Regions from separate parts of the Homo sapiens genome. Here region 1 is linked to region 2. The links are chromatin loops, found by intact Hi-C in ENCODE. Cell type or tissue: PC-9. All regions are shown on one strand. Each heading gives the region's core, and the rest is flanking DNA. Links, peaks and the distances in the headings are about the cores only.

Region 1 (14,964 bases), core at 6,965-14,964, 60 kb after region 2:
CCTCCATGCATGAAAAGGAAAGATGTATTTCTAATTCACACTTATATGTGGTGGTGTTTTTTGAGGTCATACCTATTAGGTTCCCCTCTTGGAACACTCAGAGATTTGACTTCTCTCTCCCTTACATTACAGTCACCTAAACTACAGCTGAGTTTCAACAGAGCATCAAACAAGATTGCCTGCTTCTCTGGGTTCTTGCTGTCTCTTAGCCTGTCAGCTCTTCTGTGCTTTTATGTTTGAAAAACCCATGTTTTTTCCCAGCAGAATTGCTCCTTCCATTTAACAGCAAGCATTTTTCTCTGTTTAGCAAATGAAAAACCTAATTATAAATATTGTATTAGTTACCTCTACTTTGTTACACATTCTACAATGTTAAGATTTACGTTGATCACATCTATTTCATTGGCTTAAGGTTTAATTTAAATGCACAACTACCTTGTAGAATAAATTACATACTTAAACTTTGTGATAATATTTAATATTTAGGATATTATAAAATTCTTTTTTAATTTTTTTTTTTTGAGATGGAGTTTTGCTGTTGTCGCCCAGGCTGGAGTGCAATGGTGCGATCAGGGCTCACTGCAACCTCTGCCTCCAGGGTTCAGTTGAGTCTTTTGCTTCAGCCTCCCGAATAGCTGGGATTACAGGCACCTGCTACCATTCCTGGCTGACCTTTTGTATTTTCAATAGTGACGGGGTTTCACCATGTTGGCCAGGCTGGTCTCGAACTCCTGACCTCAAGTTACCAGCCCACCTCGGCCTCCCACAGTGCTGGGATTACAGGCGTGAGCCACCACACCTGGCCAGGGTATAATAAAATGCTTAATAGAACTAGTCTACCCTCAACCGGAACAATGAAAATTTAGTCACTGAAGTAAGTCAAAGAAACAGTTTCACTGATGAGGGAATCATTCTACATGAACCATAAACAAGGCAAGAAACTCATTAAATATATCTGCTGTGGTGCAATGTGCCCTGGAACTACAATGGTTACTACTCCCTCAATATTGCCCTTAGTGAAAGCTTTATCTCTGGAAAAACTTTAGAGAAATGCCTGCAAAAGAACTCAGTGGTGTTAATAGAGCAGAACTTTAGAAACTAGCAAAGAAAACCTTGTGATCACAAAAATGAAGCCCGAGGTATATGTATTGAACATTGTTGACTTGCTACAACTAGACACTATCCAATTTGTAAGCAGAGGGCTGCCCTCAAGTCTTTAAGTCAGCACAATAAATAAACCCTAACTCCTTTGGACAAGACTTTGTAAAACTAGTTATATTAAAGCAAAATAAAAGTTATATTAACTTGCATATCACTTAATCATATTACTTTAGAAACTTAAAATATATACTCAATTCTCAATCATCTTTAGTGATGCCCATTCAGACTTGAGGGTACCTCTCATTTTCTGCCTAGTTATTAAATGATAGATTACAGAGGCTCAGGGATAAGGATAAGGTTAATTCTAGAAATACCAAGAAGTAAGATCTGGAAGAGTCTTAAGGATAAGAGTGAAATCCATCTGCTTTGCAAAGGAGGAAGTGGAAGCCCAGGAAGAATAAAGCTTACTCAAGACTGCAAAGAGGCCAACACACTAGAAATCAGAAATCTTGACTCCTAGCCCACCGTCCCCTAAAACATGGGCTTTTTTCTTACACAGAGATGAAGATGGGGTAAAAACTAAATACATGAGTTTTTAAACACTGAGATGGAAATGTCCAGGTGACATACATGCCAAAATGTATGTAGTGACCTTTCAGTGAAAAAGAAAAAAAAATTGAGACTAGAACTCCATTATAAAAATAAGAGCAGACTGACTTCATCCCTGACATCTATTAGCATTTATGCATTTTACTCACTACGTTCTGAGGGTGCTATGGTTTGAATGTCTCCCCCAAAAGTTCATGTGTTGAAAACTTAATTGCCATAGGAACAGTATTAAGAGATAGGGCCTTAAAGAAGAGATTAGGCCATGAGGACTCTGTCCTCATGAATGGATTAATACCATTATCACAAGGGCAGTTATTATGGAAGTGATTTCTTGATTAAAAAAAAGAAAGATGAGTTCAGCCCAAGTTCTTCTGTGCTTTGCATACTCGCTGCTGCCTTTCTGCCTTCTGCCATGGGATAACCCTCACCAGGTGCCAGTGCCATGCTCTTGGACCTCCAGAACTGTGAGCCAAATAAACTGGTCTTTATCAATTACCTAATCTGTGGTATTCTGTTATAGGGAGAGAAAATGGACTAAGAGAGGATCTTCTACAAGAAAAATCCAGTTGTTTGTTTTTGATGGGTTTCTCTAGGCTTCAAGGAATTAAAAAAATATAACTAGTAAACTACCTAGTGCACAGAATACTGCGACTTTAATTGTTAAATGTTCTTCAGATTCCTTCTCAAATTTTTATCTAGATTGAACAACTGGGATTAAGAAGAAGAAAAGACCCAGCTGGGTGCGGTGGCTCAAGCCTGTAATCCCAGCACTTTGGGAGGCCGAGACGGGCAGATCACAAGGTCAGGAGATCGAGAACATCCTGGCTAACATGGTGAAACCCCGTCTCTACTAAACGTACAAAAAATTAGCCGGGTGTGGTGGTGCGTGCCTATAGTCCCAGCTACTTGGGAGGCTGAGGCAGGAGAATCGCTTGAACCCAGGAGGCAGAGGTTGCAGTGGGCCGAGATCCTGCCACTGCACTCCAGCCTGGGCAACAGAGCAAGACTCCATCTCAAAAAAAAAACGAAAAAAAAAAAAAAAAAAAAACCCAAACAAACAAAAGAAGAAAAGGCCCTTGCGGACAGGGACCATGTTTTATTTACTCCATTTCCTTATTTACAGCCTAAGTACAGACACCTTAAAACTGTTGAATGGATGTTTGTCTAGGGATTTATTTTGTTGTTGTTAATAGAGAAAAGTCTATTTGACATTCTTTTTCATTAAAACAAAACTGTGAAACTATCTTAAATGATATGACTTAAGCAACATTAGAAATGAGTGGAGTCTGTAAGATTAAAGGCAAAAGGAATGAACATAATCACTCTCATCTAGCTGGTAAAGTCATTTCTCACATGGGTAGAGGCTAACAATTCTGCAACCTCTATACATGTGTACTGCAATTGAACAATTAAGTAAATGGACGGTGGTTGGTAGGAGCCATGTTTCTCACTGTTGGAGTGGGAGGTTCCAGACATGCAAGGGAAGTCTGGAATGATCAATATGGTAATAGATTAGAGTTAGAGACATAGTATGAACTCATGTTTTAGTTACTATAGATACAGATGGTTACATATAGAAATATCTATAGAAATGTACACCTATAGGGGTTAATATAGGTACATATATTTCCTTGCTCTGTCAGTTGAGGAGGCCTAAAAACAATGACACCCCAGTAGCAATCAGCATACTTAGTACCCAGATCTCAGTTTTTAATAAAAGGAGCAAAGGCTCCTTAGAGAAATGGCTCATTCTACGGCTTGAGCAAGAAATATACAAAATGACGCTAGAGCATCCTATAATACCAGAAAGGATGTGTTCAAAGAAAACACAATCATGGGATAAGTCACAGGGAAACGGGAGCGAACTGAAAGAGCTTTCAATGGCCAAAGCAGAAAGAACTGGAGTTAAAAAACAAAACAAAACAAAAACACACATTAGACTTTAACCCAAAATATAAAATAAGTATCCATGAGTCATACTGACATAAATCATTAAATAAAATTAATGGTAGAGAATACTTAAGTCTCCTGTGCAGAATTCCAAATAATTTAGGTACTTCACCAGCAAAGTAACTCTGCATTCCTTAAGTGAGTTTGTTCCAAAGAGCACAGTATGTATGAAAAGGGGAAACAGAAATAACCTTTTTTTTTGGGGGGGGGGGGGCGCGGTGGGCAAAAATGACATTTAGAAGGGAAAAGCAATAACTATAGTGGAAAAAAATGACAAACACTACGTCGGCCAAATGAGGTTAAGGTTAACCTCAAAAGTAGTATCATGTTTACAGCATGTGTCCTCAAAATAATGTGATGAAAATGGCAATTTACCTCTGTAGTCCTCCCCGCAAAACACATAGCCCCAGTCTAGTCATGAGAAAAACAGAAAAATCCCAATTGAGGAACATTCTCCAGGTATTTACCTGACCATTACTCTTCAAAACTGTCATCAAAAACAAGGAAACTCTGAGAAACTGTCACATCCAAGAGAAGCCTAACATGACATGACAACTAAATAACATGGTACCCTGGGTAGGATCCTGGAACAGTAAAAGGGTATTAGGGAAAAACTCAGAAAATCGAAAAAAATTAAGAACTTTAGTTAACAATGAGTCATTTCAACAAAGGTACCATATGAATGTATGTTAGTAGGGAAACAGTGTGGGGTATGTTAAAAATCTGTACTACTGTGGCAATTTCTCCAGAAATCTAACTGTCCTAGTTTATTTTTTAAAAGTTTATTTTAAAAACTTATATAGCAAGGCAGAACAGACAAAACAGAAGGCTTCGAAAGATAGGATGGTTTTATATTTATGAAAAGCATTTGTCTTTCACCATAACTGGTAAAGCATTTTACAGTCTCCTAAATGTTTGTTAGTCAAAGAAGTAAGTTTTAGTTTAAACTATTTACCTGAAGATTAAAAAAGAAAACAACACTTGGCTAATTTTACTTGAGGATAAAAGACAGGGCTATTACAGACTTACTCAACTAGTCTATTTTTGATTAAACTGAATGCTTGGTTAAGTCTCAACAGAGTTAACAAACAGCTTCCAATTGGTATTAGAATCAAATCCAAAGTCCTACATTCATACATCATCTGGCTCCTGCCTACCTTCTTTGACTTCATTTTATACTACCACTGCCCGTTTTCATTCACTGGAGCCACACCAGTCTTTCTGTTCTAAGAACCTAGTAAGCCTTAGGGCTTTCATGTTTTGTCCTTGTCTGGGACCTGTTAACTACTGCTGGGTAGCAAACTACCCCCGACACTTAGTGGCTTTATACAACTCCCATTTTATTCACTCATGATTCTGAGAGTCATCAATTTGGACTGATCCCACCAGGAAGCTCATCATACAACTTTAGTCAGCCGGCAGCTAGACCGGGGGGGATAGGTGACTAGTGGTCACATCTGGCAGTTAGTGCTGGCTGTTGGGTGAGCCATGTATTTCCAGTGGGTATGCCTGGGCTTTTTCACATGGCTGCAAGCAGAAGTCCAAGTGTAAGAGTAGAAGCATTCACTTGATCAAAGCAAGTTACAAGGCCAGGTCCACATACAAGTGGTGGGAAGCTGACTCCAGCCTTGATGGGAGGAGTATGCAGCCATCTAAAACTGGACACATGTAGAATGCTTCTCCTGAAAGCTCTCCATAGCTATGCCTTAGGCATGCTCTCTTCAAAATATAGTATCTTCAGAGGCCTTTCCTAACCACTGTATTTAAAATAGCTTCTCATCCTACTTTCTTCATCCTTCACCATTTCTTGACCCTGTTTTACTTTCTACCATTACAATTACCCATTATTTCATGGTTCACTGTCTGTTTTCTCTATGAAAGCAAGTACTTAATCTGCCTTGTTCATTCCCAAGAAAGAGCTAGCATAGTAGGTACTCAACAAATACACAGGCAATTCTAATCTCTATTTTTTATTCCACAATAAGATGATCAAGCTACTAAACAACTGAAAAAGCAATGCACTTTAGTTAGTAAAATGCACTTTAGTAAAAACAATCTAAGTGGAAATAAGATTTTTGTCTCTTCTGTCCAGACAAAAAAAATGAAGAATCTATGTGTTAAGTACAAAGTAGAAGCTGGGTGTGCTGGTGCATGCCTGTAGTCCCAGCTACAGGAGGCTGAAGCAGGAGGACCACTTGAGCCAAGGAGTTCAAGGCTGCAGTGAGCTATGATCATGCCACTGCACTACACTCTGGGCGACAGAGCAAGACCTCATCTCTAAAACAAAACAAAAGACAAAGTAGAAAGTTACCTGAGTCTTTTCCAAGTTATTTAATTTACAGCATCAGTCTCCAAATATAATAATATTAAGATAGCAGTTTAGAAATTAACTTTTTTTCAGATCACTCTAACATAAAATCTCTCAACTGAATCTCTAGTTTGTCTCATTTTGTTAAGAGCTTTAATATTACATGGGAAGTTCAGAGACTTCTATTTCCATCCCTCAACATGTAGTGACAGTCAACATGTCAGGCTCTGTAGCACCGTGATATCCCAGCACCAGACCACTCCAGCCACCCTCTCATTCAAAGAAGGGCTACAAGATATGGCTGGACTACTCGAATCACATCTGATCTTAATCAATCCAGGTATAGAAAGTTGTACTATAAAGAATACTTTCCAAAATTGTTCACTCAAATAAAAACAGATCAAGTCATTACAGAGCATTTTTCCATTTTAATAAGAATAACAGACCTACTCAAGGTAATTTTATTCTGTTTATTTAAATAAGGATAAGACTACTTAAAAGACTTTTTACATACAAAAATGTACAAGGTTAAACTTTTCTGTACTGAATTACAAAACCTGCACAAGCATGTAATAAAAGAGCACACTTAAAAACATTCTGACCATTATTTAGCCTCTAAAAATTACTGAAGTTCAACAGTAGTAAATAGAGGAAGCTCTTACATATATATATATATATATATATATATATATGATTTAATCTACTGGCAGTTTTACTTAATGTAAGTATTTAAAAGGTCACATTGCTATTGAATGAGTCTCTAGATCAATTTTAGAATTGTCTCTCAAAACTTAAGTCAACCAAAATATTATTTCAAATAGTAATTCCAATTCTGAAGAATTTTAATACCAGCAAATATATTATGGCCTCATAGTAGTAACTGAACCAACTTTCCAAAGTGCCTGGTAGCTGTCCAGATGAATTAGGCTGCTTTGGAAAACTGTACTGTCTCTACAGCCATTGAGAAGCCATTCAGTGCCCTGGTAGGGACCTGAGACTTTCCAGAATTCACACAGCAGTCTATGATCCCTCAAATGTAAGAGGACAGGGGGTCAGCCTATCTTCACCTCTCAGTGAATGTGGAGGGCCAAGCAATATGACTTGCAAACCTAAGCTAGAAGCTTGGGATCTACAGTAAGGAGGAAGGAGAATTAAAGTAGAGAAAGAAAATGTATAAGGAGAAAGGGAAAAGAAGGAACAAAGAGGGAAAAGAAAAAACAAGGATGCCTGCTAATGGCAGGAAGTGGTAAAGTGCCTATAACTACAACTTACAAGCCACCCACTAATTCTAATGCCATTCATTTGCCTACTCCAATAATAAGAAAAGCTGGCTTTACTGGAATATAGAATCTAGAGCAACATTACCCGCCTCATGTTAGTGAGTAACTAGTATTCTAAAGTTGTTTGCCATACATATCAAGTTCTTCTAACCTTTGAAGCAAACCAAAACACTTCAAAACTCAGGGCTCCCAGGGCTGCTGCTCCAGATTCCCAGCATTCAGCATGCTTCATTATGTGGAGAAAGACATTTCAAGACAAGCTGTATCTATACACCTTCAGAAGGAACAAAGCTCTAAGAAGGTGGGATTATGTTAACACATAGTACATGGTTTAGCGTTTCTCCACATTTCAAACTCAAAATAGCTCAATAATATGCTGCTACATGAGCATTGATTCTGAATGTTCATAATATAAACTTCAATTTGAAGCAACAATGTTACACAGTTCAGCTGTTATTACCAACCTACTCTGTAAGTTAAAATACAAATAAAATATTAATTTTATTGAGTAACTAAAAATAAGTTCCCACTGACTTAAAATCGTCAAATGGCTAACTCTCTCTCAACTAAGAGAGCAACACAGATGGAAGCAGAGAGGACAACTGAATATAAAATAAAATTTGTCAATCTACTCTATAATCTGCACTTTTAAAATCCCCTTTTGCATATATGTATGTATAGGATCACAGTTGCCCACCAACATTATGTCTGTCAGCCCTGCAGATAACAATTTACTGTAACGTTAACAATTTATGCAATACTTAGTATGTTTTATCTTATGTGTACAGATTTACAGTTTGGAATAAAGGCAGAATGATTAAAAACTATTGGGTTAAAGTCTTAGTATGGTACTTACCTGCAAGGCTGAATTAATTTTTTGGAAGGCTATTCAATAGCTGAACTAAAATGCTTGTTTAACAAATCAAAAGAGGAATAAGACTACTTTAAAACATATTGAAAAAGGTAAATCCCAATTTGAAGATCAATCATATAACGAAAAAAGTATGAAGTATCCTTTGCTCTTGCTTAGAAACACATAGCAGAACAGTAGAAACTAGAACTCATGAATATAAGGTAAACCCTATTTTCCCACTGATTTCCATTATACAATTGGAGTGAAAATACCACTCAAACAAAAATAAACAAAAAATCTTAGCAGGTAATTCTGTGTAGAACAGCCATGTGGGAATTGTCTATATTACAGCTGCAGGGAATCTCATGTAAGCTAGGAGTCCATCTTCCTATGTTGCACTCTGCAGTGACTTCTGACTCCAGTAGCTCCTCTATTGCCTACTCCATATTACGCTAATTTTTGCCCCTGACTGCTATGCTTCCTGGACTCTTATAAATTCTAGAATTCTACCCCCACTCCTAACTCTCTAAACTTTCTTCCATCGAATACCACCTCTAACATGATTACTCTGCCTGAAGACTTTTTAAATCAACTTCATTTTGAAAAGATTAAGCTCCCACGAGCGAGTAATAGCTGAACTCACAGAGTGAGATCACAGACTGCTCATGAAAAGAGTACGTAGGACTGCTACATGACAAGAACATTCTAAAGGATGGGCCAGGTACAGAATCGACCAGTCAACTCATAATATATGTATCAATTGTTACAACTTCAAGGAAAGGAGCAATAGCAAGCACTGATTCCTTTTTGCTTTTTATGGGAAGAAGCAATGTAAGCAATTAAAGAACAGCATTTTTATCTGTATATTCTGAATAGTTTTCCAGCACTACTACAAAGATGCTTTTCTTGGTGAACATTTAAGGATGAATGTTGCAGTATTTACTAAAATACTGTGATAAATTGGTATATGCTTCTGCTTTGTAAAAGAAATAAAATGGCAGGCAAACTAGTAAAATATTTGAGTTTTTAAAAAAAATCTCAAAAATCTCAAATTTCCCCCAAAGACTCTGAACAAGGCTAATGAGAGTAACTCCGAAAATTCACTGAATGCTTTTTTTTTTTTGAGATGGAGTTTCGCTCTTGTTGCCCAGGCTGGAGTGCAATGGTGCGATCTTGGCTCCCCGCAACCTCCGCCTCTCAGGTTCAAGCGATTCTCCTGTCTCAGCCTCCTGAATAGCTGGGATTACAGGCATGCACCACTATGCCCAGCTAATTTTGTATTTTTTAGTAGAGACGGGGTTTCTCCATGTTGGTCAGGCTGGTCTCAAACTCCTGACCTCAGGTGATCTGCCCACCTCAGTCTCTCAAAGTGCTGGGATTATAGGCGTGAGCCACTGCGCCTGGCCAATTCAATGGATGCTTTATAGCACATTTGTAGCTAATAATTTCAGTAGGGTCAATATAAATGACATATACTAAGCCATTGGTTTAAAAAGATATTCTTTCCTAATCAGGGCAAGACAGGCAAGAATTTTAAAAAAGGAAGGGAGGGAGGGAAGAAGGGAAGGAAAATAAATCCTTTATTTTTTTAAACCTATTTGAAACCTCTTAAGAAAATTCCACAATAATCAGGATTTCTGTAAATATTGTCAATATATATGAACATATTTGAAAAACTACAGTTACAGTATATTTACATTTTTGGAAACTTTTCTTCAGGGCCAAGTAACATGTTGTATCTTCCTTTTTGCTTGTGGGGGCTTCAGGTTATTCTGAAAGACATGAACAGAAATCAGTTTATACTTGCAGAAATATCAGAAAACAACTAAAATGAACATTTCAAACAACCAAGGTTTACTATTAATGTATTAATGGAAGATCACTGCTGCCATCTGGTGGGAATATATTTAAAGAAACAGGGGTGAGTTCTCTAGCTCTGTGGTTCTCAAATGTGTGTAGTTTAGAATAACTTAGAGCACTTAAAAACATGCCCCAGGCCTGGTCTTATCACAGAACCAATTAAACCAGAATCCATAAAAGGTAGGGGGATAAGGCTCTGACTTCTTTTTGCTTTTTTTGGAAGCTCCTCAAGTGATGTTAACATACAATCAGAGTTGAAAACCACTGACTGCTCCAGATCTGCTTTCTCCCTGTCCAGCCTATCTCCTCCATCAACTTTACAATTTAACAATCCAAAGTCAATGCAAATAGGCTGGGCAGGTGGCTCACGTCTGTAATCCCAGCCGAGTCAGGTGGATCACTTGAGGTCAGGAGTTTGAGACCAGCCTGGCCAACAGGTTTGGTGAAACCCTGTCTCTACAAAAATAAAAAAAAAAAAAATTAGCTGGGTGTGGTGGCAGGCGCCTATAATCCTAGCTACTCGGGAGGCTGAGGCAGGAGGATTGCTTGAACCTGGGAGGCGGAGGTTGTAGTGAGCTGATATCTCACCACTGTACTCCAGCCTGGGAGACAGAGCAAGACTCTGTCTCAAAAAACAAACAACACAACAAAAACACAAAGTCAATGGGAAATGTTAATAAGAAGAAAAAGATTTATATGTGGGCCCTACATAAAAAAGAATCTTTTATCCTTAGTGTTTCACATATAGCTCTCTCACACTCTCTCTCTCTATATATATATATATCTCATATCTATAAAACAGTAAAATTTTGTAGGGTAGAGAAATGCTGTTTAAGAGCCTGGAAAAAAAAAATTCTCTGAGGCTTACTCCTTATGGCAATATTTGAGATGTGGCTTTATTGTTCTAACTCTTATCCCACACCTTCCTCCTCTCTCCCACAAAGGTAGCTGAAAGGAGTATGGACGAAGCATGGCCTCCAAAGTGTGTGCCCTGGGATCAAACAAACCTAAATTCAAATCGCAGCCTGGTGGCTTACTAATAACTCTGGAATTCTGGACAAACTTATTTAAATTTACTAAGTTTCTGTTTCCTTATCTGTGAAATAGGAATAACGAAGATGCCTACTTCATAGTTACTGAAAGGATTCAATGAACTAATAAAAGTAAAAAACTCATGACCAGTCAGGTGGTTTTCTTTTTCCAGTCTACTATTTTAGAATGTTTGAATTTTCTGAGTTTTGATCCCTTTGATACATGATTAGATGATAATAATAATAAAGGCAAAGTATTCTACAGAATAATGGCTATTAAACTACTAGGTATTTAAAAGTAAAAGCACTTTTCTGAAGCGCCTATATATATTTTATATTATATATATATAAATCATCTCACAAATTAAACTCTAATACATTGTGTTAACTGCACTAAATGTGCCAACAAGCATCCAAATGATTCAACATAGTGGAGCACAACATAATAGATTTCCCCAACTTCTGCTATCCCCACAAAGCTAGGTAAATTGAGCAGTAGGCGAGGCAAGTGGTAAATCTTAAAAAGATTCTGGTGTCTGGTGTGGTTTTAAGGTATGCACAAACAGACAGACTTAAGGTCAGGCCCCAAATGCTACTTAATAAATGTGTGACCCTGGACAAATTACTTAATGTTCTAAACCTTGCTAATAAAGGAATATTTATCTGTTTTAGTTCCAAGACAGTTAAAGGAACTAAATGAGAAAAATCTAGGAAAACTGCCTAACAGATCCTCTCTCTACGTATTTTAAGCAGAAATAACTTGAGTGAACTTTTAAAAACATTAATCACCATGGATTTTTAAATTCCAGGATTCAAGTACTGGAGTAATAAGTTGTATTATACAAATCAGACAGACCATCAAAAGGGTTCAAGAACAGAATGTAGCACAGTCGACCCACCTCCCGTCATGAGGCAGACTGCTCAAGTTTCATTCAGACCACTTACCAGCATGGAAACCACCCCCATACTTACCATGGCCTCTGCCTCTTCTTTAGGAGCAGCTCTCTTTAACTTCACTGGAGTAGTTCCAACAGGGGACAATGGTGGCGACTTCACAGGGCCTGAAGGACTTTTCCTATGCGTTAAGTCATGGTTCTGTTTAGCGTCATTATTATTGTGTTCCGTTTTATTGTTCACAGGCAAATTGGAAGACAAAATTAGGGGTGAAACACTCGAAGAGGAATTTGATAATTTTCTAAAGGCATTACTGGTAAAGCTTGCCTGCGGGGGAGGCTTCAGTCGATCATTATCTCCATTCTCTGTCTTTTTCACTTTTATGCTTGTACTTGTTGAACTTCCATCAAATACGATGAGGGGTCTTTTCCTTAACCCATCTACAGTGCTACTCCTGAAATCAAAGAGATGCACTCTTGAAAAATACCATCTGGAACGGCAAACCAGTTCACTGGGATTCAAGTTAAAATAAGCAGTAAACAAAAAGATTTTCTGATAAGACTAATCTGAGACTATTAAAAATGAAATTTTCTATGTTCATTCTAAATGAAAGAATTTCCTAGTGTTTTATTTCAAAGTTTAAAATATTTATGTACAAGAAATTCAAAGTTAGCTTTCATGTATACACAACATGCAGCTATTTTTAAAACATCAATTAACCATCTAGCCCTGGAACTTAAAATGAGATTTCCTAGTTAAAAAACAAACACCAGCTTATTGATAGGGTTATCTTAACCATGTAATCAGTTATTATTTTAAAAGGATGATAAACTATAAAACTATACCAAGACTACCACAGCAGCAATCTACAAATGGGGCACAGCATTCTACTCCATTCAGCAAAGGTCTCTAAAGCCAAGACATTTTCTAAACTAATCGTAACTGGACATTTGTACAAGTTCAATTGTAAAATCTGGCAAGTGTCTCATACTTACCTTCTGGAAATCTAATTTCCACTCTTAATAGTAAAGGTTAATAAGGAAAGCATTCATTTGTTTATTACTTATTATACCTCAGATAATATCTATATCACCTATCTCACAGATGAATTGAAAAAAAATTTATTTTTGAGACGGAGTTGCGCTCTTGTTGCCCAGGGTGGCGTGCGATGGCGCGATCTCGGCTCACTGCAACCTCTGCCTCCCAGGTTCAAGTGACTCTCCTGCCTCAGCCTCCCGAATAGCTGGGATACAGGTGCATGCCACAGTGCCCAGCTAATTTTTGTATTTTTAGTAGAGACGGGGTTTCACCATGTTGGCCAGGCTGGTCTTGAACTCCTGACCTCAGGGTAATCCGCCCGCCTCCCAACATGCTGGGATTACAGGCGTGAGCCACTGCTCTTGGCCCAAAAAAAAACCCTTTTAATTAAACATGTTAAAAGAATCTGAGATAGCCAGTTATCAGGAAGAACATTTTAGCCCTGCCACTCAAAGTGTGATCCAGGGACCAGCAGCACCAGCACAGCAACGTCAGTCAGTATCTTAGGAGCTTGTAAGAAATGGAGAATCTGGGGCATCAACCTGAATACATCAGAACTCACCTTTTAACCAGATTTCTAGCAGTTGGCCAAACTCAACAATTCTTGGGTCATCACTGAACATCATTTGGTAGAAAATGAGAAGTAAGCTCACTGTATACCCACTGCCTTTGTAGAAGGGAAACAGGGACTGAGAGCAGGGTTTGACAGCTTGCTTAATCTAAGATTCAAGAAGCACATTAAAGTTTGAGAAGCACAGGGCTATGTTGCTATGGACCTGGTCCTAGCTCTGTGTGACCTTGGGCATGTTACAGCACTTCTCAGGATCTCAGTTCCTCCACAGATAAAATAATAAGTAGTTCAACAATACAAGATGATCTCTTGGATCCTTCCAGTTTTAATGCTCTGATTCAATTGTGTATTTAAAAAATAGAGTCAAAGATCCTTTCCAAAATGATTTTGGGGGACTAATCAAGACAGTTGTACAAAGATTGCTTCAAAGGAAAGTATGACTGGCACATAAAGTTTTGCTTACTAGAACAATATGCCTGAATGTGCTGATCAAGAGGAAAATACTGGCTGAATAACAGCAAAAGTAAATTAAAAGCCATATGCAGTGTAACCCATATTTATGAAAGTTAACACCACTACATAGTCTGTACTAGTAAGTAAAGTAACCATCAAGCTAAAATGGTCAATCTAAAATGCATTCTTGATCAAAGGTCAGACTGTGTGTGTATTTTCCAAAAGACAATGAGCAGACATGTATTCTTCGACTATTCTTCATAATTGGAGAATAATCTCAATCATTAAATTTTTCTTTGTAAAACAGAGATTAAAACTCAGAGGAACATACTCCCCTTTACCCCTACCCTCCTACTCTGTCTTCTCTCACTGCTTCTAGTGGATTGCCTATGACGGTGCCTTACAAATAGAAGGCCCTAAAAAAAAATTAATTGATCAATAGTATCCACTTGAGATATAATAGACACAGAAGAGTTCACTTAAGGATCTTAGGACACTTTGTACTTATTAACCAATCAACAACACTGATTAATCAAATGTAATTTTCTTTAAAAAAGAAAAAATCACTTGCTTGTGGTTTTATAAAACTGTTTTTGAAATTAAATAATTTTAAATAGCATAACTTAAGCTAGTTAACAGGCCCTTCATTTGTGTATTATTCAAAGACCTTAGAGTTTTACCTGACTTGACTTTTTCCTCAAAATTCAGGAAATCCTATTGGCTCTATCTTCAAAATACATGCATGCTCCAACCCACCAAATTTACTATTGTAGTCAAAGCTGCTGCCATCTATTGCCTGGATTACAGTACAGGCTTCTAATTTGTTTCCCTGCTTCCAGTCTTATACACACCGCTTCCCCTCCCCACACACCTTAAATCACTTCTTAGGACAGCAGCCAGAGTCATCTTGTCAAAATGTACATCTAATGATGTCACCACTCTGCTTAAAACCTTCTAGTGGCTTCTCATCTGAGTACAGCCAAAGTCCTTACAATGACTTACAAAGCTTTACATGA
Region 2 (16,788 bases), core at 8,388-16,387:
AGAGAGAGATGATGATCTGAGATGGCTATCAAGATATTTCTCTTTTCCAACGACATTTCTGTATAAGGTTGCATTTCCTTCATAAATTTCAACCAAAACCACATACTCCACAGATCGAATGCAGAAGCAGACATGAGCATTGAGCTTTCCAGCTGTCTTCTATTAAGCTCAATGTTAAAGAGATTTGCAAAAATTCAAAACCACACCACTCTTCTTACTAGTTGTTTTGTTTTGGAAAGTGTAATTATTTTTCATGAAAACATTCTATGTTACCTGTTACGGATTTAATGTTAATTTTAAATGAATTAATTTTTTAGCTTCTAAGTTTTATTTTCTAATGCAGTAAATATAATAGATATAACCTACATAAACAAAAGCCCTTTGGGATTCTTAATAATATTAAAGAGTAGATAGGGCTGTACTCTTTGAGGCACTCTTTAAGAACAGGGGTTAAGAGTAGCTGGTTTAATTAAACTTGAAATTGATTGAATATGGTTCCACACACAGTTTCAATTCTTGTTAATATTCCCCATCTATTCCTATTGTATAAAACACTGAGTCAAAGACGTATTTTTTGCTGAAATCATCTAGATAATTGTACCATATGGGCCATTTTCCCACCATGGGGTACCATTCGGTTCCAAGGAGTCCCTGGTACTTAACTTGGGGTTAGGGCCACAAAGAAATAACTTAAAAACACAGGAATCCCGGTGCTTTTAAGAAATTTGCATTGCTTACTTCATTTGTTTATTTATTTATTGTTGGTTCTATTTTAGGAACAGTTTTTCTTCAGGCTGTTTCCCAACACATTTTAATGTGATTTTCAGACACGGTTTTCGTTCTTGCAAACTGTGTCACATATTATTTCCCTGCCCATTGTGAAGCCACCTTCAATCTCTGTTTAAAAGTGTTATTGAATTTAATTGTTTAAAGACATTATTTAAACCACCTTTGCTGTGGTAAGATATGCTGATTATTTATTTACTTTATATTATTTTAGTTATTAACAGGTAATCAATGCACACGGTGCAAAATTCAGAAGCAACAAAAAGAGAATAATTAAAAGTAATTTTCCCCCTCCCTCCATTCTCTTCCTTAGTTCTCCCCAGAAGCAACTACTATTGCCAACTCCTTGTGCATCCTTCCAGATATTCCAAACATGTATAATAGCCACACATCCTTTTCTTACAAATGGTAGGATACTCCACACAATGACTTGCACTTTCCTCTTTCACTTAACACCCTGTCTTGGAGATTGTCCCAGAGAGTGAGATTTTGCCTCACTATTTATAGCGGTGTAGCGCTTGCTCCATTGTATGGACGAATGACTTGACTCTGCCCCTACCTATAAACATTTAGATTGTTTCCCAACTTATGCTACCTTAAAGAATGTTCTAGTATCTGTATACATCTGCGTTTGTGTACAACAAACATATACTAATATAACTTTAAGGATCAAAAGATATGTAAGCCAACATTACTTAGACTACAGTTGTATTAGAGAAAATTGTAAGTCATAGGTTACTGAGGAATTGTAAAGAAGCTGGTGATATTGTGAAACAGATATTTGGTCTTCTTTCAGTTTCCTGATGTACAGCTCCTAAAATCCTTTAAATCTGGCCAGGCACAGTGGCTCACACTTGTAATCTTAGCACTTTGAGAGGCCAAGGTGGGTGGATCACTTGAAGCCAGAAATTGGAGACCAGCCTGGCCAACATGGCAAAACCCCATCACTACTAAAAATATAAAAATTAGCTGGACATGGTAGCGTGTGCCTGTAACCCCAGCTACTCTAGAGGCGGAGGCAGGAGAATTGCTTGAACTCAGGAGACAGAGGTTGCAGTGAGCTGAGATCCTGCTACTGCACTCCAGCCTGGGCGACAGAGCGAGACTCTGTCTCAAAAACCAAACCAAACCAAACCAAACAAAAACCTTTAAATCTCTTGAGTGACAAGAGTACTTTTGTATGCTAATGAGATAATGGCGGCGGAGGGGGGGCGGGTCCTAGCTAGCTTCAGGATGGGGGTTGGTCACTGGAAAGAACAAGGCATGACTAGAGGGTTGGGACTTTCAGCCCCAACGCCAACCTCCCAGGAGGGCAGAGGGGCTCAAGGTTAAGTTGATCACTAGTGGCCAATGGTCTAATCAATCATGCCTATGCAATGAAGCCTCCATGAAAACCCTAAAGGGCAGGGTTCAGATGGGTGTCCGGATGGTTGAACATAGGGAGGTTCCTGGAGGGTGGTGACCCCAAGGAGGAAACAGAAGCTCCACGTGTCTTTCCCCATGCTTTGTTCTGTATCCCTCACAATATCTTCATAATACATGGTAAATATTAATAAAGTGCTTCCCTCAGTTCTGTGAGCTGCTCTACCAAATTAATGGAAGCCAAGGAGGGGTTCTAGGACCCCCTCCCCAACTAATAGCCTGTTGGTCAGAAGTATAGGTGACAACCTACTATTTGCAAGCGGCATCTGAAGTACAGAGTGGCAGTCTTGTGGGACTGAGCCCTCATCCTGTGGGATCTAACTCCAGGTAGATAGTGTCAGAATTGAATTTGAGGACACCCAGCTGGTGTCTTCTAGAGAATCGTTTGCAGAATTGCTTGGTATATGGAGGGAAAATTACCCCCATCTGGGGTCACAGAAGTGTTCTGCATTGTGAGCATCCAGTAGAAGAAAAACAGCTTGGGGTTGGGCGTGATGGCTCACACTTGTAATCTCAGGGCTTTGGGAAGCCAAAGAAAGACAATTGCTTGAGGCCAGGAGTTCAAGACTAGCCCGGGCAACATAGCAAGACCTTGTCTCTATAAAAACAAAAATTAAAAAAAGATTAGTTGGGTGTGGTGGAGCACCTGTGGTCCCAGCTTGTCGGGAGGCTGAGGTGGGAGGATCACCTGAGCCCAGGAACTTGAGGTTATAGTGAGCTGTGAACATGCCACTGTACTCCAGCCCGGGTAACCCTGCCTCTAAAAAAATTTTTGTAAACTGTTTTTTTTTTCTGATATCTTACAAAGTTCTGTGGTAAGTAGTGCTTAGCTTTGTTGTTAACTGCTAGAATAGCTCCAGGGAGCGGTGCTGTTCCTCTTTTCTTTAAAAGAGAGTGGAAAGAAAATAAATCGTTTCGTTAGTCTGACTAGAAAAAGAAATCAGGCTTTATGCTTCTTGATTTTGGAAATTTTTCAGTCCCTTTTTGTCAGGAGAGTGAAGAAATAGGGAAGAGGGTTGCAGAGAGGCTTTGCCTTTCTGTTTTGACTATTGTATTTCTTGTGCTGGTTGAGAAGGAGACGCTATGAAGATGGGTCATGAGAGCTCAGAAACTGATCGCTGCCTTGCTTCAGGAGGCAGCCTGGTGGAAGGGATGGAACCAGGAAACGTGAGCAGTCACACCAGTCACACGCTGTCCTCATTTGCATCCTGTCCTTCTACACCATTAACTCTGACTTTGAGTACATTATTTGCCCTCTCTGGGCCTCAGTTTCCTTACTGAGCTACGTGGAATTTCTTCCTTTTTTTCCCATCAGACCTCTTACATCACCGTCTCCACACCCTCCATTGTCACTGACCCTCAGCCCACTGCAATGTGCTTCTGTCCCCATCATGCCACTGATCACATTCAGACGTCACCAACAGCCACTGTGCTGCCACGTGCAACACACTCTCAGCACCCCCTGGCCACTGCTCCTCGGCTGTGTCAGTCACTGGCTTCACTGCCCCCGCCTCTGGCTCTTTCTCCTCATCCTTCCTTGACGCTGCCTTCTCAGCCACCTCTGCGGATGCTGCCCCCTAAACCTTAGGCTCCCCTGGAGCTTGACCTTCGACCCACTCCTAACCATCCACGTGCTTTCTTGCACGACCTCACTCACTCTCCTGGTTTATTTATTTGCTCTTTTGCTCTACTGGTTTTTACCTACCATTTGGCTAATGACCCCTATGTTCATACCATCAGCTCCAACCTTCTCCCTGAATCTCATCCTTCTACAAGTTTGGGAAAATTTTCTATTTGGATGGCTGTCCCCAAACTGCTTCTGTTTCAATAAGTCAAAATTGAATTCATCCTCCACCACCAGTTTGTTTTTTTCTATTTTCCTGATGATTATACCTTTTGGTTATCCAAGCTACCTCTGCCTTCTGGGTTCAAGCAATTCTCATTCAAGCTTAGCATAATGACCTCAAGGTCCATCCCTGTTGGAGCATGTGTCAGAATGTCCTTCCTTTTTAAGTGTGAATAAGATTCCATTGTATGGATGTACTACATGTTGTTCACGCATTCACCTATCTATGGAAGCCTGGGCTGCATCCACCTGTTGGCTATTGTGAATAATGCTGCTATGAACATGAGTGTGCAGGTATTTCTTCCAAACCCTGCTTTCAATTCTTTTAGATATATACCCAGAAGTGGGGTATACTTTCATATCTTAACCTTGACCGGAACTTATTGGAGTTTCATCTTTACTCAGCTGGCTCCCTCCCTTCTGGTCACACTGGACTTTAACCCTTAGAAGGGATGGAGTGAGATTTATTCATCTTGGTGGCATTGTGAGGATGAGTCACTTAGCAATCAACAAGTTTCTGCTCAATAGTTTCCCTCGGGCTCTCTACTCAATCCAATTACTAGGAGAAGGATGCCATGTGAACTTTTTTTTTTTTGAGATGGAGTCTTGCTCTGTTGCCCAGGCTGGAGTGCACTGGCGTGATCTCGGCTTACCACAACCTCCGCCTCCTGGGTTCAAGCCATTATCCTGTCTCAGCCTTCTGAGCTCACCACCATGCCCAATTAATTTTTGTATTTTGAGTAGAGACAGGGTTTCACCATGTTGGTCAGGCTGGTCTTGAATTCCTGACCTCAAGTGATCCGCCCGCCTCGGCCTACCAAAGTGCTGGGAACCATGAGAACTTTTAAAGTCAAAAAAAAAAAAAAAAAAAAAAAAAACCCTAAGTTCAGGACCATTTACAAATTCATCATTTCAAAGATGAGGATTCTGGGTGAGTAGGAAAAAAGAATTCCATCTAAAACCAGGAGTAAGAGACAAGGTTTATCAAGCTGTGCTTGAAAAAGAATGAGAAAAAAAAATTGTACATTATACTTTTTTTTAAAATTTGCTCAGTATGTGACAGAATTGACAGTTCATAGTATTCTTTCTAAAGTTACAATTTGTCTTTATCTTAAAAAGTTACTTTTTAAAACAAACTCAAAGATAATACTAGGAAATTGTGCTAATAACCTTTAATGCATCTACAGTTTAGGACGCAGTGGGTGTCAGTCTGCCTTAATTTTAGAATCAGTTTTTTGACTGAAATGAGAAAGAATGAACCTAAGGATTAGAGCGATGGTGGTTATGCACACACCTGTGTCCACAGAGGCTCGCTGGTACTTCTCTTATGTTGGGTCATATTACTGTTTCCCTCTCCCCTTCAAATTTCACAAAGATTCAATAAGCAAGCTGTAGATTCAGGGTGGACATTTTGTAAAGGATGAAATGGAACTGTAGAATCTTAAACACCTTCTATGTACTGGTCCCAAGGCATCTCAACTGAGGTTGGCTCTATGTGCAGCACTTGGCTTCCTAAAATAACTAAGTCCATTTTCGAATGTTGGCAGCTGTAACTGCAACCTCCAAGGTCCAGCACTGCTAACTTCTATCTGAAAGGATTACTCATGCCATTGCTCCTCACCTTAAATCTGGCAGCATTTTTTTTCCACCAGTGTGGACACCTCAGGTCTCCAGCATAAGAGAAACACAAGCTGATACAGGAAGACGCACATACCACACACTTCCCTCTGCTTGCCTGTGCCAAGAATCCTTCTCGTCTGAGAAAGACCAATGTGTTGGTTTTGGACACCACCACCAAATAATAGCATACGATGTGACATGTTTCCCAGAGATTAGCAGTCAAAACTTTAGACTTCAAAAGGCATCACCCTGCTAAATCTGCTAGTAGGTAGCTTAGCACCATTCGAGTGATATCTACCGAGAGACTGGTGCTGTTAGAGACCCTCCATTAAAATGGGTCATGGCCCCTGACACAGGCTCACATTCAGTTTAACTCTCACCTCTCCAACTGCCAATAGAATGGTCATGGACCCTCTAGAAGCAGACAAGAGAAAATAATTCATTTTGCAGCTATGTGGGGTTATCTGCTTGGGGAAAGCTGGTGTGCAAGTGAGGCCACTAGAAGGTGAAGCAACTGCCAGTAACCTGCCTGGGTTTAAGACTGCTCAGGTGTTCTCCTAGCTGGCAAGCTGCCTCTCCGGCCTCCGCCTGATTCCTTTTGGGGGACAAAGCTGTCCTGCTGACCTCCTGCTCTGAATCTGAATCTGATTCTGGGTTGGACCTAGGTTAGCAAACTTCTCCTGTGTCCCGATTCTGGTGTGATCCCTGAACTCTGTCTGGGTCCAGCCTTCTGGATGGCAGACTCAGCTTCCAGCTCTGCCTGAGTGTGCACAGTAATCTCAGCATCCCCAGCTCAGCCTGGTAAGTGGGCTGAGCTCCTGGTATTCCTGATCCTTGGCAGTGTCCCTTCATTCCAGCGTACTTGGCACTGGCCCTCGTGTGGGAGTCCAGGCATGAGTCGGCTTGCTCTCCTGGCGGAGATGCTAGGGCAAGTTTCCCAGGCATGAACTGTGGCTTTGTTACCTACTTCATGGAAAAGTGCAGCCACGTGTTTTTCCAGTCTGATTCACACAGGCAGCTCCAGGTCTTCAGAGGAATCAAGAACAACCAGCCCTGAGATGGCTCCAAGGTGGATTTTATATCACCCCTTCGCATCCTCTTTCTGGGACAAAGAGCCTAGATGGGCATGTGAACAATAATATCATATTATTTACTAACACATCAGAAATGGGATTCTCTCAAACAATGATCAAAATGGTAGCATTGATCCTAAGCACATACGCATATTTAAACTGGCACCAAGCTGTTAATTATGTTAATGCCTTTATGGCACAAAAATGTAAAATTTACTATTAACTTGGGGGCTGACCTAAAGAGCTGGCAAATCTCCCCTATCCTTCCCTATCTGGCTATCTTGCTGGGCTTGCAATGCCAGGGCCTACTTAGAATAGCCACAGCCACACATGAGCATCATGGGAGACTTCTGGGGGCAACTTCAGCTTCTTCCTCTAAAATGATTCCCGACTCCCAGAAATCAGCAGGTGAATTACACCCAGCGCCCTTGTTTGCACATATAAATTGCACAGCTGCCAAGTGCAGACTCCTTGAATATTTCCCCAACAAAAACTTCCTTTGGCTTGCTCTCCCCATAGTCTCTTTCTTTCCCTCACTTGCCCATTTTTCCTGCAGAGGGTCTCCTTTTGTTCTCACTGGGCCTGCTCCTCCCAACTGGTCTCTGAGGTTCCCTCTCTGTGAGCTAAAGCCTCAAAGCATGAAGGCTTTCTCCTTCTTTGGGCCACAACACCCTCTCTCAGCCATTCCTACCCCCACCTCCTGCTGCTTTCTTGCACCCACAGAGAGGACACCATGACCTGGTGCTGCCTTGGCTCAGCCTGGTCTCCCCTCTGCCCTTGCTCTGCTGCCTGCTACATCACGTTGGATGTAGGGTCCCTCTGAAACTGCCTGTCTTCTGAGAGCTTCAGACGGAAAGGGGAAGAAAGTAATCTTTCAAGACTCTAAGAGTAAGATCCACTCTGGATCTCACCTTCCTATACCAAAAATGTCACCCTATCAGCAGTCAAAATATGCTAATAAATAAGATGAACATCATAGTGGCAATCATGGTGGTAGTAGTGATGACGAAAGATTGCTCCTCCAAACTCTGCATCTAGGATCAGGGCCATCATGTGTATGCTCACTAACTGTCTGCCCCATTAGTTCTGCTCCAGCCAGGAGCTGCTGTCCTTTCTCTGCATCCACGTGCCAGTTGTAAGTGAGGAAGAGTGACCTGTCCAAAATAAATGAATTCTCGATACAAAGCCAACTGGCTGGGTGAAGCCGTACTTCTCGTAAGGGAAGGCTGTGAAGGGAAGGCTGTGATTCTGCAAGTGCCAAAGTGCTGGTTCCAGTCTTGGTTGGAAAGTGTTCTAAGACAGGCTGTGGATGCTCAAATCAACATTAGGATTACATGACTTGGAAATTCCCAGTCATCTCTGTGGGTTTGGATGGTGATAGTCAAGGAAGGTGTGCATGTATTAGTCAAACTTATCTTTTGAAAATATTTATACATCCAAAATACGTGCAAGTGAGGGGAAAATACCAGTTTCTCAATCCAAGTGAGTCCACCTTAAAACAGGTAGGGTTGAAAGGCAGTGGTCATATGTGGGCCATCTCTGCCGGCTGCCTAGCAAAAGCACACTGCAACTGTGAGGGTACCTCTGCAAAGCCACAGAATAGTTGTTGTCATGGCAAGTAGGCCTGCTTCCACAAATGAGACATGCTCATGCTGGTAGAGATGAAAGAACCTTTATGGAATTTCTGTGGGAGACAGAATTTTTGTTTAACTTTGTATGTTACCATTTATGCAGACAGAAATTTTTTAAAGCATTTGATAGAAAATCAACAAGCTTCAAGCAGAAACTAAAGCCATGAATTCCCCAGATAGACTCCTAAAAATTAAGATGGTGGCTTCCGTTTGCAGGATGCAGATTTCAAGGAAGTCCCTCAATGAGTGGCCTTCTCTGCGATTAAGGCCTAGGCTGGTGGTGGTGGTGGCAGCGGGGGGAGGATTGGGGCAGGAGAAGAAGCCCCTCACTAGCAAAGAAAAGCTGGACTCTGAGAGAGAAGCACCATCCCAAGAACGTCCACATGCACACTTCCCTGCAGCCTCATTTTCAGCTCTTCATTGTATCTGCGGATGCTGTAACCTGGGGGTTACTTCCTTTAATTCAGGCAGAGATTCCCAAGTTTGCATCTGCTGATATCTGGAAGGCCAAGCTCTTGGCTTTGCTTTAATTCAAGTTATTTGCCAACTGGATCTCGGTGCAAAGCCCAGATAACTCGACTGCCTAAATGGGAAATGGGCTTGATGTGTTTGTTCTGAGCAGGGTCATATAGAGCCATTATATAGCAGCCTTATGTTGGCTTAGGCATTTTCTTTCCTTCTTCTTTTTTTTTTTTTTTTTTGAGACAGAGTCTCGCTCTGTCACCCAGGCTGGAGTGCAGTGGAGCGATCTCAGCTCACTGCAAGCTCCACCTCCTGGGTTCATGCCATTCTCCTGCCTCAGCCTCCTGAGTAGCTGGGACTACAGGCGCCCGCCACCACGTCCAGCTAATTTTTTGTATTTTTAGTAGAGACAGGGTTTCACCGTGTTAGCCAGGATGGTCTCTATCTCTTGACCTTGTGATCCACCCACCTTGGCCTCCCAAAGTGCTGGGATTATAGGCGTGAGCCACCACGCCCAGCAGCTTAGGCATTTTCAAGAAAACTGAATTAAATTCAGTAATACTGATCAAGCTGCAAAGTGCTGTGAACACAGATTCAAATGTCTCAGTTCTTGCCCCTAAGGAGCTCACAGTCTCCTCTGTTGTTATAAACATGGGAAAGAAGGAGTGGACTGGTCAAAAATGAGGCTATGATGGCTATCCATGCAGCTTTCCTAGTTGGGATACCTTATTTGGTCTAAGGATAAACAGGAGTCCACCAGGCAGAAGAGAGTGAGGAAGGGAGTTCCAGCAGTCACAGGATGAAAGGCTCTCCCCTCACTGGCCGCAGGTAGAACATGTGAGGTGCAAAGAGAGTGAGCAGCGAGGGCTCTCAAAGACTCTCTCCTGCGCAGGATTGCAGTGTCTGCTTTCCTGACCTCATCATTTTCCAAACATATTCTTAGAAAAAGAAAACCTCTCAAGCATTCTTTCCATCTGCTTCTACCCTGACCTGGAAATTCAAGGGACCAGAAGCAATACAGCAATACAGACAGACCCTCCATGCAAAGAGCGTGAGACAGAGAACTGAGTCCAGAAAGTGTTAGCAATGGCTGGGAAGCTAGATTACATTACAGCCATGTGCCAAATGGAAATTGAATTTCAAGTTATCAAAAGGAAGGCCAAAAAAAAAAAAAAGATAAGAAAAAGCCCTCGAGTTTAAAGATGGCTACATGAATAGTTCAGATATCTGATGGTGATTCACCGCTGGAACCCCTCCGGCCCTCCATGGAGACAATGACTCCTCTGGTCTTACTGAGGAGTAATTGCTCAGCATCTCTGACTGTACACACGATTCCAAGTATATTTATAGTGTTAGGATGGCCCAGAATTTTTGAAGGTTTTTTTATTTTTGCCAAACAGTCCTGCCAGGAGATGCTGAAGGTCAGATATTTTAGAAAATCTGTTTCTGGTACTTCAGCAGTCAACTACTATTGCAAGGATGGAGAAAGATGCTTGGTTGTTCCAGGAAGCTCTGTCATGACTCCCAGGTCCAATTTTAAAGTACCTTCTGAAATAGGTGAAAGGTATTCCTAAACATGCTCTCTAGAACTTAAAGCATAGGTTTTCATCACACACAAATCTGTACCATGGGGCAGAATTAGCCACAGGAGACATTCTCAATTGTCAATTAGCCATAAAAGTGGCTTGAGGAAAAACTAGATAATGTGAAATAACTCTTTAAAGGAAGAAGAGAGGTGGTACATTCTTTATTTCACAGATAATGTAAAGAAGACATACAAAGGTGAAGGGTGTTACCTGTGGCCACATACACTGCTCCATAGGAGCTCCTGGACCTGGGGTTCACCCCCTGCCTCCTAGAGCCTGGCCAGTCCAGGCTCTTTCTAGTTAGACTATTGGGATTTTCTGTTAATGACCCTAATCAAAGTGGAAATAGCACAAAACGACCTTGGTGGCAGTGAAGAGAGAACTTGGGATTTCAAATTTTTAATGTTGACTCATAAAGTTAATTCACAAAGAATAACAGATCTTGGTGTGGTTTAAAATAAACACTCTTGCCAGCCATGGTGGCTCACGCCTGTAATCCTAGCACTTTGGGAGGCCATGGCAGGGGAATCACTTGAATCAGGGAAGGCAGAGTTTACAGTGAGCGGAGATTGCTCCACTGCATTCCAGCCTGGGTGACAGAGTAAGACTCTGTCTCAAATAAAATAACATAAACATTCTGAGGAACAAGTGAGGCATGAGACTCCCCCATTTCAGAAATGCCTGGAAGAATCTCCCATTTCAGGTATTTTAGGGAAGCAAACCGTTCACTCAAAAGAGAATTTTGCCAGGTTTGCACAGACTTTAGACATTAATACTTCCTTTAAATGGATTTTGGAATCATTGACAGAGGAAAAAAAGAGTAAAACTCTAAGAGAAGGCAGGCAGAGAAGTGAATGGATTGCTCCTGAAAAGGACTGAAATCAGAGACAAAGAGATCTCAAATAAGAAGCAAAGTTTTTCAGAGTCTACCTTACAAATACTTTTCATCTGAAACCATCCAGCAACATTTACTGGCCCAAATGAACTATGGGTGTGAATAGTTTCATTCTATTGGTCATTAATGTACCAAACAGAGTCTTTCTTAAAGAGGTATCAAAGCCACAGTGGAAACTGTATCCGACGCTCCAAATAAACTCTAACCAAGGATGGGAAACTCGGAATCATGGAGTTGTTTGTGGATTTGGCTAAAAGTCAGGCATGTTTTGAGGCTTTAAACACTGATTATTTATATCCAACAAATAGTTTGTGAAAAAGGAGAGAGGGAAGAAATGGGATATGGAAATTGTGTATCTCAAGAAAGAGCCAATCATTTTCCCTCCTAACCAGAGCATGGCAGAAGGGAGAAGAAAAGGAAAAGAGCTTGCCCTTTGTGGAAAGCTGAGCTTTTCCTGAAAGTCTGACAGGCAGAGAAACAAAGTTTGGATCCTGCAAGATCGTTCCTGTAACCAGATCAAGTTCCTCCTGTTTGCTGGAGGCCCTTGGGTCTCCCGTCACAACTGCACCCAGCTCACGGGCACAGGCAGGTGCATACCCTGCCCGTAGAGTCATCTTTCATAGACTTCCCTGCTGGATCCGGGCAAATAGTGTTTCCAGAAAAAGCGAATCCAGCTTTCTGTGCCACCACCCTGGGATCTGGTACTGTGTCATGGGAAGGCATGCAGGGACTTGCCTCCTGACCCCACTGCCAGGAGGGGTGCTGGTTTGATCACTCCTGACCCCTTCCCGCCAGCATTTATGATCTTAGACACTTACTCACCTTCCAACCATGTGAGGCAATTAAGAATGATTGCCTCTGAATCAAGGGCAAATCATCCACCAGTTTCCTGGCCAAGGTTTGAGTGGGAGGAACAGCTTGTGTGAAATCCTTTAACGGTGACAAAATGCTTAACAATCTTGATGGCAGTGGTCAGTTAGGGTAACGAACATAGGGCGGTCTGACCTCCAGCTCATGTTTTCCTGTGTTCACTTTCTACCTGGTAATGGTGAGCTCATCCTAATCCCCCTGGGGTAGCCCCCATCCGGGTAGGAGGCTACTGTTGGCCCCTGCACAGATGGGTCTAGCCCACCAGCCTCCCCCCCACGACCCCACCACAGGGTGGCAGTTGCGAGCACACGCCTAGAAGCCCTGCCTTTCTTTGGCCTCTCCCAGAGAATGAAATTTCAGCATTTGTACAGCTCAGACCCACTGGCTGAAACTTCTACCTCCTGGCTCAAACTTCTACCTCCTGCTTCCCTGAGTGAAGTAACTGACAGAGGAAGTAATACTTCCAACTGGATTTTAGAGTTCCTGAGTCTAGTCTATGTTTAGTCTATCTCTATTTCCCTGTCCCTCCCCCACGCCCTAAACTGACATTTCGTAGGTTTCTGGTAAATTACCGAGTCCAGAGTTGGAAGCCCTAAGTGGTATTTATTTTACTTCAAATCACCTTTAGTCATCAGAATCACCTGGAGGGCGTGTTAAAGCAGGAGCTGGCCTGAGAATGTGCACTTCTAACAGGTTTGCAGGGGATCCTGCTGCACTCTGGGACAAGGCTTTGAGACCTGCTAGCCGCAGGAAGTCTTTTCCTCTCTTTCCTCCCTTCCTAGCTGTGCCTCTCCCTGAAGCCCACCTACAGGAGAGACGGGAAAACGTTATGGGCAGTGTTGTCTCAAGAAGGAATGTCAGGATAATTGGAATAAACAAAAGAAGAACTTGAATAACTGATCACAGTCACCGTTGATCCTTTCCCCAGGAAATAGTACTTTTTGTTTTTATTTTCTTCCATGAACTAGCCTTTTATCCATAGCAGAGAGGTTTTCTCTCAAGAAGAAACAGGATCTGAACAGGATCTGAACCTTAATTCTTCTTCTGGTGGGAGTTCAGTCCATTTCCTTCTTATTCTGGATTAATTTCCCCTTTGCCATTGAATAAAACAGAGGACTTTACAAAGGGCCTACTTCATGCCAAGTAATGTGTTAATAGTTCTAAGTGGTTTATGTGCATCTCAAAAGACCTTCGCCACAATTTCACAGACTATATGTTATTAGCCCATTTTACAAACTAGCAAACTGAGGGTTAGGGAAGTTTTGTAGTTACTGGAGATCATAGTAGTCATAGATAGAACAGAGATTCAAATCCTGGCTTGACTTCAAAGATCAAGCTATGCTGCCATAGACAGCATTACGCTTTCTATAGTGAAAGACTTGTCACAAACAATTCTGTGATCTGTCACTTATTCAATACACATATTTATTAAGCACATACTATGTGCCATGCTCTATAATTAATTAGGTCCTAGGAATATAATGATGTACAAGATGGATGGAACTTTTCAAAACATATTTTCTTAGATTGTCTCATGAAAATTTGTTTTTAATACTTTGTCCTTCGATGGAATTGCTCATGAAAGCATATGTCATTAAACCCAGAAATTGCATTCCCCTCCTCAATTTCTTGCCATCCTCCTTTGACTTACTATTAATATCAGTTTAACAAATTTGTTTCCTATTTTCCTTAAAGGAGTCTGTTGCTTTTATTTTTAAAATATATTTAGTTTTTGGGCCAGGCATGGTCGCCCACGCCTGTAATTTCAGCACTTTGGGAGGCCAAGTGGGTGGATCACAAGATCAGGAGATCAAGACCATCCTGGCTAACATGATGAAACCTCGTGTCTACTAAAATTATAAAAAATTAGCCGGGTATGGTGGCACATGCCTGTAGTCCCAGCTACTCAGGAGGCTGAGGCAGGAGAATCGCTTGCACCTGGGAGGCAGAGGTTTCAGTGAGCCAAGACAGTGCCACTGTACTCCAGCATGGGCAACAGAGCAAGACTCCATCTCAAATACATATATATATACACACACACACATATATATATACACACATATATATACATATATACACATATATATACATATATACATACAGATACATATATACATATACATACATGTGTATATGTGTGTATATGTGTATATGTATATATGTATATATACGTGTATATATACACGTATATATACACATATATACATGTATATGTACATACATACGTATATATACGTATATATATATTCGTGTATATATACGTATATATGTATATATTCGTGTATATATATATTTAGTTTTTGAATGAGTACATTAACATAGCTCAAAATTTACAAGAAATAAAAATGTGTACAGTAAAAATTAATCTCCTTTCCACCCCATGACCCCTAGCCACTCAGATCTCCCCAGAAGCAACCGCTTATAAATATACATTGTCTTCCCCCGTCCTTTCTTTGCTCATGAACACAAATGGTTGGTTTCTACCTACAAAGTGTTCTCTACTTTTATTTTTCTCAGTTGATTTATCTTGGAGATCATGCCAAATCAGTAAATATAGTTACCTCGTTCATTTTAACAGCCGCATATGTAAATAATTCTAAAATGCACCATACTGTATTTAACTAAGCCCTTGTTGACGAACACATAACATGGCCCAGTATTTTTCTATTACAAACAATTCTACAATGACTACTCTTGTGTGTCTATCGTTTTACACAGGAGCAAGTATATCTACAAGATAATTTCCTATAAAGGGAAATGCTGGGTAAAGAGAAAATGGTATGTTCATCTGTAATTTAAAAATGTTTTCATTATGGAATTTTTCAAGCATTACAAAAGGAGACAGACTAGTAAGATGAACTGCTGCATATCCATCATCAAGCTTCAGCGATTATCCACAATCCATGGCTGATAGTATTTCGTATATATATAGGCCCTATCCATTTCCCCACCCCAAATTATTTTGAAACAACTCCAGGCATAATGTTATTTCACTAGGAAATATTTTGGCACTGTTCTTGAAAAGCAAGGACTTAAGAAAAGAAAAATATATGTGTGTGTGTAATCACATTATCACCCCTAACATAAATTGTTCATTAATACTAGAAAATATCCTGTCAGTGTCATATTTTCCAAGGTTGTCTCATAAAAATTGATTTTCTACTAGTTTATTCTTTGATTAGAATCCAATAAGATCCAAAAAAAAAAAAAAAAAAGAATCCAATAAGATCCATACATGGCAGTTGGCTAAGTCTTTTTTTAATCTCTTGGTTCTGTCTCCATCTCTCTTGTTTTTCTTTGTGCATCGTTGTTGTAGAAACTGGGTATGTTTGTTTCCAGAGTCCGGATTTTACTGACCCTATCGAATGACCACAGGGTCATTTAAAATGTTCTGCTACCCATTAGGTCAAAAATTAAACACAAAATTAAATTGCAGAATTTCTTAATAATAAAACACAACATAGCTGAACCTATGTGACACAGCTAAAGCAGTTATTAGAAGAAAAATAACAGAACTAAATAACTCTATCAGTAAAAAAGCAAAGCTAAATGGATTACACCCGTAAGTCAGAAAGCTAAAAAAAAAAAAAAAATTAAAATATAAGACAAAAGGAATCAGAAAGAAGATAAATGCAGAATTAATGTTTCATCATTTTAGGGCTTGTTTTTACAAACTGAAGCTTAAGACTCACCATTTGAGAACTAGGAGACCATTTCCTAATTTGTAACGATATCAACAACACATCTAGGTAGCTGTCAGGGGCTGGGAGCCTTTTCTACACAAACTTTGCTCTGAATTTCAAAATACTAGCCTGTCTTGACACTTAGTGGAAATTCAGGTAGGGTGGCCTTAACTCAGGTTCTTCAGGAAAGCGTCCTGTTTCAGGGACACAGTGGGGTGGGGTCGGGGGAGGGCTGTATTCCGCACATCTAGTTCTGGCTGGGCTTATGGCAAGTCTCAGTCCTCTGGAGTCACCTGAGTGACTGAGGGATGAGAGGCATTTCTGATCCCGTAATATACTTACATGGCTTTGCCATCTACCACATCCCAGTTCAAATCTCAGCTGGCACAGTTACCGTTCACGTGGCCTGGAGCAAATCTGAGCTGAACTTTCCTCACCGTAAATCTGGTAAAAATCTTTACCTTAAAGGAGTGTGGATCAAATGAGATACCAGGTAGAGCTAGTGCTCACCGAGTGGAAGCTAAGGTGATGAAGCCCCTTTATTCTCAAGTTCTGTGATTCCATGATGGAGACCCATGAGGCCTACCAGACGGAGAGTATCAATTAAAAGAAAGCAATCACGGAGTTCTTCCCGCCTTCTCTGGAGGATGTATTCCTATGAGCTGCCCCGAATGTTAAAAATAATACACCTGCCCCCAAAGTGCCGAGGACGCCTTTGTGGTCCACCTACTCATCGTCCACCGGTTTCTGCAAGTGGACCGGTTACCTGCTCAGGAGCAAATGTTTCCATCACGACGCACCCTCTCCCAGGGATGGGCTCAACCTGTGCTCTCCCTGCGACAATGCTGAACAGTGCCATCTGTCCCTACCCAGCGTCAGCGTCACGCAGAGGGCCCGGGCTTGGAATGTGGGAG

What was found. A loop is a pair of places that touch in the nucleus more often than their neighbours do. Peaks named below come from ENCODE experiments on the same cell type or tissue, not always from the same donor. Only the 100,000 strongest peaks of a DNase experiment are listed, where the experiment ranks them.
Region 1: it touches region 2 in a loop (4-fold over the local background); 9 of 110 quality-filtered maps call a loop at or near these places.

What each region holds. Positions count from the first base shown.
Region 1 is chr2:105,340,224-105,355,187 of GRCh38, reverse strand. It overlaps C2orf49 (chromosome 2 open reading frame 49), which reads right to left. Exons shown (of 4, transcript NM_024093.3): 3 at 11,965-12,340; 4 at 5,977-9,873. The coding sequence ends at 9,817. Among named protein-coding and RNA genes, the nearest start is that of C2orf49, 10 kb to the right of the region's middle. In PC-9, for the core only: CTCF peaks have their summits at 9,785 and 9,989 (motif pointing left); a DNase peak (open chromatin) is centred at 10,318.
Region 2 is chr2:105,399,683-105,416,470 of GRCh38, reverse strand. It overlaps a transcript of FHL2 not described here. Among named protein-coding and RNA genes, the nearest start is that of FHL2, 9.0 kb to the right of the region's middle. In PC-9, for the core only: a CTCF peak has its summit at 12,400; DNase peaks (open chromatin) are centred at 10,980, 12,190 and 16,040; H3K4me3 peaks cover 2,320 bases; H3K27ac peaks cover 5,892 bases.